Regions from separate parts of the Homo sapiens genome. Here region 1 is linked to region 2. The links are chromatin loops, found by intact Hi-C in ENCODE. Cell type or tissue: pancreas. All regions are shown on one strand. Each heading gives the region's core, and the rest is flanking DNA. Links, peaks and the distances in the headings are about the cores only. Region 1 overlaps ZFR2 (zinc finger RNA binding protein 2). Region 2 overlaps ANKRD24 (ankyrin repeat domain 24).

Region 1 (9,967 bases), core at 50-4,049, 420 kb after region 2:
CAGGGGAGCTCCCAGCCGGCATCCCCACGCCCCCAGCCCAGCCTGCTCCAAACAGACCCCCCACCCACCTCCACAGCCAGGATGTCAGCAGGGCCTGAGCCAGGCTCGTCCCCTGTGGGGAGAGCCACAGGGCCAGGTGGACACGCCGACGGGCGATGAGGATCCTGGCTGGGCCTCCCCCGGGAACAGCTGTGCTGGACAGTCAGACCCGGAGCCCAGAGGCACCCCCACCCACCCCCCGCCCCGAGCCCTGTACCACTGAGTGCCTTTCACAGAGAAAACCCACTCTGCCATGTGTCACTGAGGCCTGGATTTGAGCTTCCGTCCTTCCTTCCTCCCTCTCTCCCTGATGTAGGCCTTGGCTGGCCCTGAGGCAGGGGGTCCCCAATCCCCCCTTGTGGTAGCAGGGCCCGGGACCCGTGCCTGGGGGACCCGGGGAGGGGCCGCCGTCTTGTGGATGCTGGCCATGGTGGGCAGGCGCCTCCTGGCACTGATGGATGTGGGGGCACCCCCTTCTGAGTCCCCACCCCAACCTGTTCAAACCTTCCGCTTGGTCAGTTTTTTTTTCTTTGGCCAGCTGCCCAGTGGCATTGAATGAGAAAAGTCCACCTTTGGGCAGATGTGATCTCCAGCCAGTGGCTCAGTTTTGTTTCTCTGTGTTTGAAGGACAGCCTGCATGTGGCTCTGTCTGAATGTCTTTGTAGAGCTACCTGGAAATTGGGAGGCAGGGGGAATAAAGGAAATCATTTGTCTTTTGTGTGAGCCGTGCCGTCCTTCCTGCGGGGTGCAGGTGACCCCAAATGCTGGGCTCTTCACCTCCTTCTCAGGGTCCCGGGTGGGGGTCTCCCAGAAACCCTGCAGCCCAAATGTGGACTGGGAGGGGCCCAAGGGGCTGGCACTGCTCAGTGGCTGCTCCCCAAGGTGTGGGCATCCTCAGGCTGTCCCCTCACAAGGGTCCCCTGGGAACACAGACACACCGGCTGAGAATCATTCATCTCAACGCCTCCCATAACCCAGCTCTCTGCCTCGGTCCTTGAGGGTTCCCCTGGCCCCATCCTAGAGACACACAGTGAGATGCTCTGGAGGCTCCCCGAGGGCTTCCTGGAGGAGGAGGCAACTACGCTGAGTTTGGGAGAGATGCCTCTGCCCACAGAGTGCTTCCCCCGCCACATTCCCAAACCCTCAGAAGGCGGGCGGAGGGTGTTCAGATGCTGAGACCTGGTCACAGTGGAAGAGTTTCGTGACAGTTTCCAGCCCACAGGGCTTCCCTGGCAGTGTTTGGGACGGGGGGCAGGCGGGGAGCAGAGTGGGGAGGAGGCAGATGCAGGGTGGGGGAGGAGGCAGATGCAGGGTGGGGGCGGCGGGACGGGAGTGGCAGGGGCTGGGTGTGCAGGGACCGCTGTTTCAGGCCCAGGCCAAAGGAGGGGGGTGGGGAGCCACCGAGGGGTCCCCTTCTAGCAGGGATTATCTGTCAGCAACAGGAATTGCTGGTTAAGCCTCCCCGGAGGGCAGGCGGCCTCTAGGCCACCGTCCTCCTCCACCTCACACCCTCTCTCCTGCTTTCCACTCTATCCCAGATTTCTTGGGAACTTCACTCCCTTGCTACACACTCCGTCCACACACAGCCCCTCTCTCCGTCAGCATCGCGGCAGCAGCACCGCCATTTGCCCAGGGCTCAAGGTGACAGCCAGCACAACCAGGGAGGCCTCCTGGATTCCTCTGTGCTCCCGGCCAATCCATGAGGATGTCTTGTCAATTCCAGTTCCACCTTTTTTTTTTTTTTTTTTTTTTGAGACAGGGTCTCTGTCTCCCAGGCTGGAGTGCAGCAGCTCGATCTCAGCTCACTGCAACCTCGCCTCCTGAGTTCCAGTGATTATTCCACCTCAGCCACCCGAGTAGCTGGGACTACAGGCCTACATCACCACGCCCAGCTAATTTTTTGTATTTTTAGTAGAGACGGGGTTTCACCATGTTGGCCAGGCTGGTCTCAAACTCCTGACCTCAGGTGATCCGCCCACCTCAGCCTCCCAAAGTGCTGGGATTATAGGCGTGAGCCACCGCGCCTGGCCTATTCCTTGACTTTAAACCATGCATCTTTGAAACGATTTGGTATCTGTCTTCCCCTTGAGAATGTGAACTCTCTGCCTGTCAGGAAGCCTCTCACCATCAATTGGATCACCACTGTATTCCCAGATCTCGGGCAGGCCAGGTGGACGCTAGCAACTGAGTCGGTCTCAGTGCTCAGAGCCACGCTCTGACACCAGAGGACGTGTCTCTTTCTGGTGGTTATGAGAATACCATTTGTCGGCCGGGTGCAGTGGCATGTGCCTGTAATCCCAGCACTTTGGGAGGCCAAGGCGAGCGGATCACTTGAGGTCAGGAGTTCGAGACCAGCCTGGCCCACGTGGTGAAACCCTGTCTCTACTAAAAATACCAAAAATTAGTTGGGTGTGGTGGCGGGCACCTGTAATCCCAGCTACTTGGAAGGCTGAGGCAGGAGAATCGCTTGAACCCGGGAGGCAGAAGTTGTGGTGAACTGAGATCACGCCATTGCACTCCAGCCTGGGCAACAGGAGCAAAACTCTGTCTCAGAAAGACAGAGAACACCATTTGTCTCTGTCTCGTTACCGGTGAGGGACTCCAGCCAAGGCTGTGGGGACAGAGGGAAGGGACAGGGGAAGGGGCACACCCTGGCAGGCCTGGCGATCACAGCAGCCCCTGGTGGGAGGCACCTCGTCCCCTGCTGTGAACCCCAGGCGGTACCTGCAGCCCCGCTTCCTTCCTTATGCCCCGGGAGAGGCGGCTCTCGGAAGCCTCCCACCCACAGTTCCCGTTCCCATCCCTGGCTCCCGGGGAAGGCAAACAGGATTCCTGCCACCAGGTGGGTGAAAACCAGCCCGGCTGACAAAGAGTTAAGTCGGCCCTCCTAGCAACTCCAAAAAACCAAGTTTAGGCGGCGCGACAGCAAAATCAAGCAGTTGGTTAGCGAAGGGATTCGGTGCAGATGGATGGACCGTCTGGGCTGCGGAGTCCACGGGCCTGAAACGCGGTCGCTCCTGACCCGTCCTCCGCAACCCTCGTCCCACCAGGCCGCGGTTCCCGGAGCAGGCCGGCGGGTGGCAGGAAGACACCAGGCTGCAGGGGGCTGGAGAAGCAACACCCCTCTCCCTCCCCGCCAGAGAACTGGAGCGCGGGGACCTCGGTTGCGGATGCTAGCTGCGAGCCGGGTTGCTAGGCGACATCGGTGAGTGTAGGCGGGATGTACCGGGCGTGTGGGCAGGGCTGGAACCCAATCCGGCAGGCGGGACTGGAAAGACAAAAACGGAAGGGCAGGCTGTCACCTGCATCTGCAAGGTCACGGACAGGAGCGAGAGGCGGCCGCTAAGATGCCCTGAGTCCCCCGGCCCAGTCACAGTCAGCCTTGCAGGCAGCATCTCCCTGGCCAGGCTCGGGGGTCGTTTGGGAAAAGATTGTTGCCCGTCTTGTCCCGGGATGCCTCCCTAGTTTAGCTTCTGGGACTGAGAAGGTGTCTCAGGTGATCGGATTAAGACCCGCTTTCCTGGTTAAGGTGGAGAAGCCACCTCTGGGTAGAAAACGGTCACTCCCAAATTTTGCAAACGAAATGCATTAGGAAGCATCGGCCGGGCGCGGTGGCTCACGCCTGTCATCCCAACACTTTGAGAGGCCGAGGCGGGCGGATTACTTGAGGTCAGGAGTTCGAAACCCCGTCTGTACTAAAAATACAAAAATCAGCCGGGCGTGGTGGTGGGCACCTGTAATCCCAGCTACTCAGGAGGCTGAGGCAGGAGAATCGCTTGAACCTGGAGACCAAGGTTGTAGTGAGCCGAGATTGCGCCACTGCACTCCAGCGTGGATGACAGAGCGACACTCTGTCTCAAAAATACATAAATAAATAAAAATAAAAAATGATTAAGATGGCAAATTTTGTTACATGTGTTTTTCCACATAAATGTTTTTACTCATGAATTGGGTTTTTCCCATTATGAAAAACTTGGACAATCCAGAAAAATGGAAGAAGGAAAACAAAACAATCACAAAACAACCACAAAATTATCAGCTACTGTGAACACTCCATTTCCCTTCTGCTTTCTTTTCCTTTTTTTTTCTGAAGACGGAGTTTTGCTCCCGTTGCCCAGGCTGGAGTGCAGTGGCGCAATCTCGGCTCACCACAACCTCCGCCTCCTGGGTTCAGGCGATTCTCCTGCCTCAGCCTCCTGAGTAGCTGGGATTACAGGCACCTGCCACCACGCCCAGCTAATTTTTGCATTTTTAGTAGAGATGGGGTTTCACCACGTTGGTCAGGCTGGTCTCAAACTCCTGACCTCAGATGATTCGCCCTCCTCGGCCTCCCAAAGTGCTTGGCCTCCCAAAGTGCTGGGACTACAGGGCTGAGCCACCACGCCCGGCCATCCTGCTCTCTATTCTTTAATGCCCTGTTGTTTATGGGTGGGTCATTTTTACCATCTTGCTTCCTGCTTTTCTTCACTTGGTATTATAACGACATTGATTCATCACCTATTTACTGTGTGCTTATTATCTAATTTAATTCTTCTCATGACCCTACAAGACACATTTTATTTTTCTTTTTTCCTTTTTTTCTTTTTTTTTTTTTTGAGACGGAGTCTCGCTCTGTTGCCCAGGCTGGAGCGCAGTGGCACAATCTCGGCTCACTGCAGGCTCCGCCTCCCGGGTTCACGCCATTCTCCTGCCTCAGCCTCCCGAGTAGCTGGGACTACAGGCGCCTGCAACCACACCCAGCTAATTTTTTGTATTTTTAGTAGAGACGGGGTTTCACCGTGTCAGCCAGGATGGTCTCGATCTCTTGACCTCGTGATCCTCCCGCCTCAGCCTCCCAAAGTGCTGGGATTACAGGCGTGAGCCACCGCGCCCGGCTGACACATCTTATTTTTCTTTGAGACAAGGTCTCGCTCTGTCACCCAGGCTCAAGTGCAATGGTGTGATCTCAGCTCACTGCAACCTCTGCCTCCTGGGTTCAAGTGATTCTCCTGCCTCAGCCTCCCAAGTAGCTGGGACCACAGGCGCCCACCACCACACCCAGCTAATTTTTTTGTATTTTAGCAGAGATGGGGTTTCACTGCGTTGCCCAGACTGGTCTCGAACTCCTGACCCCAGGTGATCCACCTGCCTCAGCCTCCCAAAGTGCTGGGATTACAGGCGTGAGCCACCACACCCGGCCTCAACTCCTGTTCTTTCAGTTGCTCATTAATTCCGTCTGTGTGTTGAACACCTGTGATGTGTGCTGGGCCTTCATTCATGTGGTTTCCCTATTTCTCCCATTGAGGATGTTGACATTTATTCCATAGACAATCAGCAAACACTCACTGCCTTCCTTGGGACACCCAAGGATGAGCCAGAAGCCGTCACTTCACGCAGTGAGGGTGACTCTGGGCTCTAGTCACAGCGTGGCCCTTTAACTTATCAGCTATGGAGTGTGGGGACAGCTCATGTTACCGCCTTAAGCTTCCATAAAATTGGGGTCAAACTGGTAGTCCCCAACTGTGCAGAGAGCTGTGAGGAGAATTCAGTAAGAAAATGCATTTTAAAATGCTTGCTGCACAGAAAGGTTCAGGCACAGGGACCCAGGCGCCATGGAGGGCAGGGATGAGGGGCTGTGCAAATGGGCTATTAAGGCCAAGTGCAGTGGCTCATGCTTGTAATCCCAGCACTTTGGGAGACTAAGGCGGGAGGATCACTTGAGCCCAGGAGTTTGAGACCAGCCTGGGCAACATACCAAGACCCCATCTCTGAAAAAAAAAAAAAAATAGCCAGGTATGATGATGCATGCCTATAGTCCCAGCTACTTGAGAGGCTGAGGCAGGAGGATCACTTGAGCCCTGGAGGTTGAGGCTGCAGTGACCTATGATCACGCCACTGCACTCCATCCTGTACGACAGAGTGAGACCCTGCCTTAAAAAAAAAACAGGCCGGGCACGGTGGCTCACGCCTGTAATCCCAGCACTTTGGGAGGCTGAGGCAGGTGCATCACCTGAGGTCAGGAGTTCAGGACCAGCCTGACCAACATGGTGAAATCCCGTCTCTACCAAAAAAAAAAAAAATTAGCCAGGCTTGGTGGCACATGCCTGTAATCCCAGCCTTGGGAGGCTGAGGCAGGAGAATCACTTGAACCTGGGAAGCAGAGATTGCAGTGAACTGACACTGTGCCATTGCACTCCAGCCTGGGCAATAAGAGCAAAACTCTGTCTCAAAAAAATAAAAAAAATAAAAAATCCAGGCCATTAAAGTCACAACCCCAGATGTCTAACCTCTTGTGGCTTCTAGAACGCTGGATGCCAGGCTATGAGAAAAGCCTTCCAGATGCTGCCAATGTTTCGGGATTCCTGCCCAGTGACCCCCACCCCCACCCGCCAACCACCCCACAGTGAGGCCGCCCTGTGGTGAGGAGGCTTCCGTCAGCTCTGTAGCACTCCATCATAATTGTTAGTCAACAGAGAGACCAAAACCCACAAAGAGAAAAGAAAAGTAACCTGAAGGAGAGACAAAGAGGGCAGAAGAAAACAGTTCTAGAAAAATCCTTATGTTCCTGATTCAAACACAGAACAGAAAAAAACAAAACCTGTATGCATCTTATCCTCGGAGAGCTCATAGAGGATATAACAGCCAGGAAACAAGTATAAGTTTGCCTTTATTTATTTACTTATTTATTTATTATTTATTTTTATTTTTTATTTTTTGAGATGGAGTCTCCCTCTGTCACCCAGGCTGGAGTACAGTGATGTGTTCTTGGCTCACTGCAAACTTCACCTCCCAGGTTCAAGCGATTCTCCTCCTTTAGCCTCCCAAGTAGCTGGGATTATAGGCATGAGCCACCATGCCCGGCTAATTTTTGTATATTTAGTAGAGATGGGGTTTCACCATGTTGGCCAGCCTGGTCTCGAACTCCTGACCTCTGGTGACCCATCAGCCTCAGACTCCTAAAGTGCTGGGATTACAGGTGTGAGCCACTGCACTGGGCCAAGAAATTCTTTTATTTATTTACATATTATTTGGAGATTGGGGTCTCACTATGTTGCCCAGGCTGGTCTCAAACTCCTGAGCTCCGTGAGCCACCACACACAGCCAAGTTTGTCCTTTAAAGAGGAACGGTAAAAGAACCAGAAAGAGCTCTTGGAAATTAAAACTCTGACAGTCACTGGGTGTGGTGGTGCATGCCTGTAATCCCAACACTCCAGGAGGCTGAGGCAGGCAGATTGTTTGAGCTCAGGAGTTTGAAACCAGCCTGGGAAACATAGTGAGACTAAAAATCAAAAAAATTAGCCAGCATGGTGGCAGGCACCTGTAGTCCCAGCTACTTGGGAGGCTGAGGCAGGAGGATCACTTGAGCCCAGGAGGTCGAGGCTGCAGTGGGCTGTGATTGCACCACTGCACTCCAGCCTGAGCAACAGAGTGAGACCCTGTCTCAAAAAAAAAAAAAAATTAATAGTCAAAATTAAAATGTCAATAGAAGGGTTGGAAGAAAAAGTAGAAAGTGGGGGGGTGGGGGGGAAGGTAGGCAAGAAAATGAAAACATCAATCCAAGAAGTCCACCCTATGACAATAACGTGTTCCACAAACACGCCAGAGAAACCAAAGTGGAAGAAATCACCAATGATATCATTCAAGAAAGTTTGCCAGGAAGAGAACACAGGAAAGAGCCCACCAAGTACTCAGCACAATGGTTGAAAACAGACCCACACCAAACCCACCACTGTGAAAGTGCAGGATGTAGGGAACAAGAAGATTCTACAAGCTTCCAGAAAGAGAGAGAGAGAGACAGAAATTAACCATGGGACAGGCAAAGTATGAGGAAACAGGACAACTTCTGATCATTCAGCTGCCCAAGACTAGAAGCTGGAAAACATTGGGCAAAAGAAAAGTATCCACCTACAATACTGTCAGCCAAACCTCTAATTACCCAGGAGAGTAGGAGGAAAACACTTTCTCTGGAAACCCTAGGGGGAGCACATTCCTAAAACAAGGGACCAAACCAAGAAACAGGGAGACCCACACCCAAGAAACAGGAGCTATATCTAAGAATCCCCTTGTGCCGAAGAAGAGAGGGGCCAGGATCACAGCTGGGCAGTAGGAGAAAGTCCTGAGTGGAGATGTCAGTTCTGGTGGAGAGGCTGGGGGAAAGAGTCACAGACACATAAAACCAAGGCGATGACTAACTCCAGGGAAATAAAAAAGCAGGTCCCAGAAAATAATGTTCTTAGTATACATTGCTCCACTGTCAATAATATTTATATTAATATATATACTATAAGCACTGAATTTTCATTTAAGCAAAAATTGTGATTTAACTGTTGGGGGAGCAGAATGCCTAAGAGAGCTAAATCTTGACCTTCTGGAATAGGAAGTCAATGGACAACATCCAACTGATAAATCAAGGGATGTGTAAAACACATTACTTGGAACTATGGAGGTAAATACCTGAAAACAGCAACAGCAACCCCTGAGGAGTGGGACATTATATTGCTTTGTCTTCAGCACACAGTAAAACACCCTATAAATATCAGCTGCTATTCATACCAACAAGAATATACTTACCCTTGAGAGGCTCATTGCTGAGTTGAGGAGCTTTATTTATATATTTTGAGTTTTATTTTTTTAAACACTTCTTGAGAGCTTATTACATGCCATGAGTATCAGCACATTTAATTTAACAGATTGAAAAATACAGCTGGTGGCTCACACGTGTAATCCCAGCACTTTGGGAGGCCGAGGCAAGCAGATCACTTGAGGTCAGGAGTTCGAGACCAGCCTGGCCAACATGGTGAAACCTCATCTCTACTAAAAATACAAAAATTAGCCAGGCGTGATGGCGCGTGCCTGTAATCCTAGCTATTCAAGAGGCTGAGGCAGGAGAATAGCTTGAACCTGGGAGGCGGAGGATGCAGTGAGCCAAGATCACGCCTCTGCACTCCAGCCTGGACGAAACAGTGAGATTCCATCTCAAAAAAAAAAAAAAAAAAAAAAAAAAAAGCACCTACTTATGAGAAAATAAAGACTGTGAGAAGGCAGCGGAGAGCAAACTACAGTCTGAGGGCCAAGTCCAACCTGCCATCTGTATCCGCACAACTCCTCCAGCTAAAATCGTTTTTTTACATTTGTAAATAGTTGGAGGAAAATGGAATCAATATTATATGACATATGAAAAGTCATATGAGGCCGGGCATGGTGGCTCATATCTGTAATCCCAGCACTTTGGGAGGCCAAAGTGGGCAGATCATCTAAGGTCAGGAGTTCAAGACCAGCCTGGCCAACATGAAACCCATCTCTACTAAAATACAAAAATTAGCCGGGTGTGGTGGCACATGCCTGTAATCCCAGCTACTTGGGAGGTTGAGACATGAGAATTGCTTGAACCCAGGAGGCAGAAGTTGCAGTGAGCCGAGATCACGTTAATGCATTCCAGCCTGGGTAACAGAGTGAGACTCTGTCTCAAAAAAAAAAAAAAGGCCAGGCTTGGTGGCTCACGCCCATAATCCTAGCACTTTGGGAGGCCGAGGTGGGCGGATCACGAGGTCAGGAGATCGAGACCATCCTGGCTAACACGATGAAATCCCTTCTCTACTAAAAATGCAAAAAATTAGGCGGGTGTGGTGGCGGGCGCCTGTAGTCCCAGCTACATGGGAGACTGAGGCAGGACAATGGTGTGAACCTGGGAGGTGGAGCGTGCAGTGAGCCAAGATCACGCCACTGCACTCCAGCCTGGGCAACAGAGCGAGACTCCAGCTCAAAAAAAAAAAAAAAAAAAAGCAAAAGAAAAGAAAAGTAATATGAAAGTCAAATGTCCATGTCCATAAATAAAGTTTTATTGGAATGCAGCCACGGTCTTTGGCTTCTGTGTTATCTATGGTGTCCCTGAAATGGCAGAGCTGAGTAGTTGGGACAGAGACCAGCATGCCCTTTAGAGAGACAGTTT
Region 2 (7,094 bases), core at 1-4,000:
GGGAGGTGGAGGTTGCAGAGAGCCGAGATCGCATCATTGCACTCTAGTCTGGGCAATAAGAGCGAAAATCTATCTCAAAAAAAAAAAAAGAGAGAGACAGAGACATGGAGAAGAGAGACAGAGAGAGACACAGGAGCGCAGGCCAGGGGAGGCAGCTGCCACCGCAGATATCCCAGCGATCAGGATGCCCAGGAACAAGGAAACCCCCAGGGGCAGGCTGGACAGGCTCGGGGATCCCCGCTCCCACTCCTGCCTCCCCTCTGTTTGCTGAAAAATGCCAAGAAACCCGTGGGGATTTCGGGGGAGTTGCCAAGGGGCAGGGAGAGGCTGGGGGTAGGGGGCTTCCACCATGGCCAGCCTTAGGATTTAGGAAAGTATCTTTCTTTCCTTTTTTTTTTTTTTTAAATCTTTTTTTAGAGGCAGGGTCTTGCCCTGTCACCCAGGCTGAAGTGCAACAGCCTCTAACTGCTGCACTCAAGCGGTCCTCCCTCCTCAGCCTCCTGAGTAGCTGTGACCACAAGTGCGCGCCACCATGCCCAGCTAATTTTTGTATTTTTGATAGAGATGGGGGTTTCCCCATGTTGCCCAGGCTGGTCTTCAACTCCTGGGCTCAAGAGATCCTCCCACATTGGTCTCCCAAAATGCTGGGATTATAGGCATGGGCCACCGCACCCGGCCAAGCCTGCCTTTCTTTAACATTTCCATACTTAGTTCAGCATGCACTTTTTTTGCACCCATTTTGCCTTTTTGAAATATTGCATTAAGATGGAGTTTATCCAAAGGCCGGGCACCATGGCTCATGCCTGTATTCCCAGCACTTTGGGAGGCCAAGGCGGATGGATCACCTGAAGTCAGGAGTTCGAGACCAGCCTGGCGAACATGGTGGAACCCTGTCTCTACTAAAAATACAAAAATGAGCCGGGTGTGGTGGCACATGCCTTGTAATCTTAGTTACTCGGGAGGCTGAGGCAGGAGAATCACCTGAACCCGGGAGGCAGAGGTTGTAGTGAGTCGAGATTACTCCACTGCACTCCAGCCTGGGTGACAGAGGGAGACTCCGCATAAAAAAAAATAAAAGAGGCCAGGTGCGGTGGCTCAAGCCTGTAATCCCAGCACTTTGGGAGGCCAAGGCGGGTGGATCATGAGGTCAGGAAATTGACCATCCTGGCTAACATGGTGAAACCCGTCTCTACTAAAAATATAAAAAATTAGCCGGGCGTGGTGGCGGGCGCCTGTAGTCCCAGCTACTTGGGAGGCTGAGGCAGGAGAATGGCGTGAACCCAGGAGGCAGAGCTTGCAGTGAGCCGAGATGGCGCCACTGCACTCCAGCCTGGGCGGCAGAGCGAGACTCTATCTCAAAAAAAAAAAAAAAAAAGAAAGAAAAAAGATGGGGTTTATCCTGATGGCTGATTTGTGGCGTGGGGTAGGTGGGGAGGGGTGTGAGCGCTTCCTTTTCTGGGCCACCCTCTCCGCTCCCCGCAGTGGAAGCCCAGCAACGAGACGGCACGCGTTGGCCCTGTGCACAGAATGCCTTTATTCCTGGGCTGGCGTCTGGATGTGGAGGACACAGGGAATCACAGTCTCCGGTGGTGGGGGAGGGGCAGTCACGGCCCGGGTCCAGACTGACCAGTGTGTGCGTGCAGAGACCAGGTGGGGTGATGGAGCCAGCTGGGGGTGGTCGGGCAGGGAACCAGGCTGGTCTCCAAGTGCATGGGCCTGGATAGGGCCAAGTGAAGCCAAGTGAAGCCGGTCTGCAAGGGGCCTGCAGGGGGGTGAGGTCCCTGCGTGGGTGTGGTCAGTGTAGCCACTGGGCCTGGCCTTTCTCAGCGGCCCTGAGCCTGGAGTCTCTGCATCTGCAGAATCTGGCTGAGAATCCGCTGCACATCTTCATCCATCTGGCCCTAGGGTTGGGGGAGTAGAGGAAGACCCTGAGTATACCCTCCATGGCTGCCCCAAGTCCCTCCACCACTCCCATAGACCAAGCCAGCCAGGAGGGAAATGCACACAGGGGGGCTCCCACATGCCACGAACCTCTCCCCAGACCAGCCTCCCACTGTACAGAAGGGGAAACTGAGGCTCAGAGAGCAACAGTGGTATGCCCAAAGCCACCGGGTACCCAGGAGCTGGGCCACTCACCTGAATGGCATATAGGAGGTGGCTTCTGTACAAAGCCACCACGCTGGAGTGGTCCCTGGCAGCTTCCTGTGGGCATGAGGAAGGGGCGCTCAGAAGAGCAGGAGCACCTCCCCACTGAGCAAAACACACCAAAAAGCACCCTTTGCACCCCAAGCCTGTACGTTGATGGCCGACTGCTAAAATATGAAAATATGGCGGGGCATAGTGGCATACATTTGTAATCCCAGCACTTTGGGAGGCTGAGGTGGGTGGCTCACTTGAGGTCAGGAGTTCAAGACCAGCCTGGACCAACATGGTAAAATCCCGTCTCTACTAAAAATACAAAAATTGGCCAGGTGCAGTGGCTCACACCTGTAATCCCAGCACTTTGGGAGGCCAAGGCGGGCGGATAACAGGGTCAAGAGATCAAGACCACCCTGGCTAACATGGTGAAACCCCGTCTTTACTAAAAGTAAAAAAAATTAGCCGGGAGTGGTGGCACATGCCTGTAGTCCCAGCTACTCAGGAGGCTAAGGCAGGAGAATCGCTTGAACCCGGGAGGCGGAGGTTGCAGTGAGCTGAGATCGTGCACTGCACTCCAGCCTGAGTGACAAAGTGAGACTCAAAAAAAACAAAAAATTTCCCAGGCAAGGTGGCTCACACCTGTAGTCCCAGCTAGTCAGGAAGCTGAGGCAGGAGAATCACTTGAACCCGGGAGCCGGGAGGCAGAGGTTGCAGTGAGCCAAGATCGTGTCACTGCACTCCAGCCTGGGTGACAGAGTGAGACTGGCTCAAAAAAAAAAAAAAAAAAATATATATATATATATATATATATATATATGTATGGCCAGGCACTTTGGGAGGTTGAGGTGGAGAACTGCTTGAGGCCAGGAGTTTGAGGCTGCTCAGTGAGCTATGATTGCACCACTGCACTCCAGCCTAATAGAGCAAGATCCTATGTCCAAAAAAAAGGCAGAGGGCGGCCAGGAGCAGTGGCTTATGCCTGTAATCCCAGCGTTTTGGGAGGCTTATGCGAGCCCAGGAGTTCAAGACCAGCCTTGCCAACATGGTGAAACTCCATCTCTACTAAAAATACAAAAATTAGCTGGGTGTGGTGGTGCGTGCCTGTAATTCCAGCTACGCAGGACGCTAAGGCATGAAAATTGCTTAAACCCGGAAGGTGGAGGCTGCAGTGAGCTGAGATTGTGCCACTGCACTCCAGCCTGGGCGATGGAGTGAGACCCTGTCTCAAAAAAAATAAAGGAAGTATTTCCTGGCCATGCCGTGCATGTGATGTGGACCCCACCTGCCTACCCCAGCCCCTCTCCTGGGATTCCCACCTGCGCTGTGCTGATTGGTAAATATTTGGACTCCTCCACCCTGATGGTCCCCTGGCCCCTGCGTGGCCCAGTCCTTACCTGCAGCTGCTGCTGTAAATCCTTCACCTGGTCACGGAGAGCCTCCACCTCAGGGGTGGCGAGGGCGGCCGGCTGCTCCTTCAAGGCTTCCTTAAGATTGAAGACTTCTTTGGAGAGTTCTGTGATCTGAGGGTGCAGGTGCTGTCAGCGATCACCCTAAGCCCAGAGCTGGGGGCTGAGGACCTCTCTGCAGCCGCAGGAAGAGGCCAGGGATAAAGGCTTTCAAGGGAAGGTCCCGTCCCTGGGGTTAGCAAACTCTGGCCTGAGGGCCACGTCTGGCCCACAGCCTGTTTTAATTGTATTTATTTATATTTTAGATGCTTATGGTTACCAACACAGCCTGTTTTTATACAACCCACAAGCTAAGGTTGGTTTTCACATTTTTTTGTTTTTGTTTGTTTCTTTTTGAGACAGAGTCTCGCTCTGTTGCCCAGGCTGGAGTGCAGTGGTGTGATCTCAGCTCACTACAACTTCCGCCTCCCAGGTTCAAGCAATTCTCCTGCCTCAGCCTCCTGAGTAGCTGGGACTACAGGTGCCCATCACCACATCTGGCTAATGTTTCTATTTTTAGTAGAGACGGGGTTTCGCCATGTTGGCCAGGCTGGTCTTGAACTCCTGACCTCAGGTGATCCACTTGCCTGGGCCTCCCAAAGTGCTGGGATTACAGGCGTGAGCCACCGCGCCCGGCCAATAGTTCTTAACTTAGTAGTTGCTGTGATCCTGCACAGAGATTAAGTTTAAACTGTGCCTAGTCAACAGTAGGCACTCAATAAATGCCGGGCCTTATTATTACTATAGATCTGGGGTTCTCAACTTGAGGCAATTCTGCCCCCCAAGGGGACACTGGGTGTTGTGTGGGGACATCTGTGGTTGTCACGACTTGGAGGAGCTCTTGGCTTGGAGTGGGTAGAGGTCAAGGACGCTGCTCAGTCCCCTACAATGCCCAGATGGCCCCAGCCCAGGAAATGATCCCGCTCCTATGTCCACAGTGTGCAAGGGAAGAAACCAGGCTACAGATAAACCATCATCCTAACTGCAATTTTGCCCTCCCTTTACAGAGGGGAAACTGAAGCTCAGAGAGGTGAAGTGTCTGGTCTAAGGTCCCACAGTGAGTCGAGGCTGGGTCATTCTTTATGCTGAAGCGCCTGGGACTCTGGGTGTCTCGTCTCCTGTCCAGTGACATGTTGCGTGACTTTGAGCCACTCACTTCATCTCTTAAAGCTTTGGTTTGCTTATCTGGAAAATGGGGACAAAAATACTTTCTGAAACCAGGTGCGGTGGCTCACGCCTGTCATCCTACCACTTTGGGAGGCTGAGGCAGACAGATCGCTTGAGCTCAAGAGTTTGAGACCAACCTGGGCAATATGGTGAAACCCCATCTCTTACCAAACAAACAAACAAACAAACAAACAAAAGCAAAAAAAAACAGGCCAGGCACGGTGGCTCATGACTGTAATCCCAGCACTTTGGGAGGCTGAATCACCTGAGGTCGGGAGTTCGAGACCAGCCTGGCCAACATGGTGAAACCCAGTCTCTACTAAAAATACAAAAATTAGCTGGGTGTGGTGGCACTCGCCTGCAGTCCCAGCTACTCGGGAGGCTAGGCAGGAGAATCTCTTGAACCCGGGAGGTGAGGTTGCAGTGAGCCAAAATCATGCCACTGTACTTCACCCTGAGCGACAGAGTGAAACTTTCTCTCAAAAAAAAAAGAAAGAAACAAAAAAATTAGCCAGGCATGATGGCACACACCTGTAACCTGTAGTCCTGGCTACTCAGGAGGCTGAGGCAGGAAGATCGCTTGAACCCAGGAGGTCGAAGCTGCAATGATCTGAGATTGCACCACTGCACTCCAGCCTGGGTGACAAAGTGAGACTCTGCCAAAAAAAAAAAAAGCTTTCTGGCTTTTAGCGTTGCAGGAAGATTAAAAATGGTAATGTGTGAGGCCGGTCGCGGTGACTCACGCCTGTAATCCCAGCACTCTGGGAGGCCGAGGCAGGCGGATCACGAGGTCAGGAGATTGAGACCATCCCAGCTAACATGGTGAAACCCCATCTCTGCTAAAAATACAAAAAAATTAGCCGGGCGTGGTGGCAGGCGCCTGTAGTCCCAGCTACTCGGGAGGCTGAGGCAGGAGAATGGCGTGAACCCGGGAGGCAGAGTTTACAGTGAGCCAAGATCACGCCACTGCACTCCAGTCTGGGTGACAGAGCAAGACTCTGCCTCAGAAAAAAACAAAACAACAATAAAAAAAGGTAATGTGTGAAAAATTCCCAATCTAACACCTGGAGGCTGTTGTTATCATCATTAGTATTGTTTAGGAACGAAACGTGGGAACGTGGGTACAAACCCAGCTGAAAGACTGCATGGCTGTGTGACCTTAGGCAAGTGACTTCACCTCTCTGTGCTTCTGTTTCCTCAAATGGGGATAATAAAAGCCCCTATCCTGTGAGAACTGGATGTGACTAAATGCATCCAGTCCACAGGGCCTGGCATGCAGTAAGCACTCAATAAATGTAACTGTGGAGACAGACGCAGTGGCTCACGCCTGTAACCCCAGCCCTTTTGGGGGCTGAGGCAGGCGGATCACTTGAGCTCAGGAGTTCGAGACCAGCCTGGCCAACGTGACGAAACCCCATCTCTACTAAAAATATAAAAAATTAGCTGGGTGTGGTGTCGCATGCCTGTAATCCCAGCTGCTCGGGAGGCTGAGGCACGAGAATTGCTTGAACCCAGAGGTTGCAGTGAGCCGAGATCATGCCACTGCACTCCAGCCTGGGCGACAGAGCGAGACTCCGTCTCAAGTAAAAAAATAAAATAAATGTAACTGTGGTTATAATTGGTACCTGGAACAGCAGCCTGTGTGTGTCTGACTTGTCAGAGGCTGTAACCAGGTCCCCTTCCGTTTCTGAGCCTCAGTTTCCCTTCTGGAAAATGGGTTGATTTTCCAAGGCCCTTGCAGTGAGGACCTTCGTAGATTGGCCCCAACCTTTGCTGAGTGGATGCCTCCCTGACTGAGTGTGGGAGAGGGGGCACCCACCTTCTTGTCCTTCTCCTTGGCCTTGTCCAGAGCCTCCTGGGCCCGGCTCTGGGCCTGGCGAGCCCTTTCCGCCTCGGTCCGTAGCCCCCGTAGCTGCTGCTCTGCTGTGGCCAGCTGTGCCTCGGCTGCGTGTCGCTCACTCTTCATGAACAGGGCCTCACGCTGCACCTGTGGCCCAAGCCCACGCATGACTCTCAGGACACTAAGACTCCAATGATGCTAGACCCCAGAATTCATATGATCCTTCTACTTTGTTCTTTTGTTTTTGGATTTTTTTTAAGACAGGGTCTTGCTCTGTTGCTCCGGACCTGCACTCCTGGCTGGAGTGCGGTGGTGCGATCATGGCTCACTGTAGCCTCAATCTTTCAGGCTTAAGTGATCCTCCCACCTCGGCCTTCCAAGTAGCTGGGACCACAGGTGCCACCATGCCTGGCTACTATTTGCTTGTTTTTGTTTTGTTTTTGTTTTTTTTTGAGACAGAGTCTTGCTCTGTCGCCTAGGCTGGAGTGCAGTGGTGTAATCTC

The links. A loop is a pair of places that touch in the nucleus more often than their neighbours do. Peaks named below come from ENCODE experiments on the same cell type or tissue, not always from the same donor. Only the 100,000 strongest peaks of a DNase experiment are listed, where the experiment ranks them.
Region 1: a loop joins it to region 2, with 6 times the contacts of the local background. A loop is called at or near these places in 1 of 110 quality-filtered maps.

Annotation. Positions count from the first base shown.
Region 1 is chr19:3,794,809-3,804,775 of GRCh38, reverse strand. ZFR2 (zinc finger RNA binding protein 2) reads left to right here. Exons shown (of 19, transcript NM_015174.2): 19 at 1-752. It also overlaps a transcript of MATK not described here. Among named protein-coding and RNA genes, the nearest start is that of MATK, 13 kb to the right of the region's middle. In pancreas, for the core only: no CTCF peak of the experiment used is centred there; no DNase peak of the experiment used is centred there; H3K27me3 peaks cover 540 bases.
Region 2 is chr19:4,219,235-4,226,328 of GRCh38, reverse strand. ANKRD24 (ankyrin repeat domain 24) reads right to left here. Exons shown (of 22, transcript NM_001393985.1): 19 at 6,571-6,738; 20 at 3,534-3,659; 21 at 2,137-2,202; 22 at 1,515-1,901. The coding sequence ends at 1,824. Among named protein-coding and RNA genes, the nearest start is that of EBI3, 6.7 kb to the left of the region's middle. In pancreas, for the core only: no CTCF peak of the experiment used is centred there; a DNase peak (open chromatin) is centred at 1,674.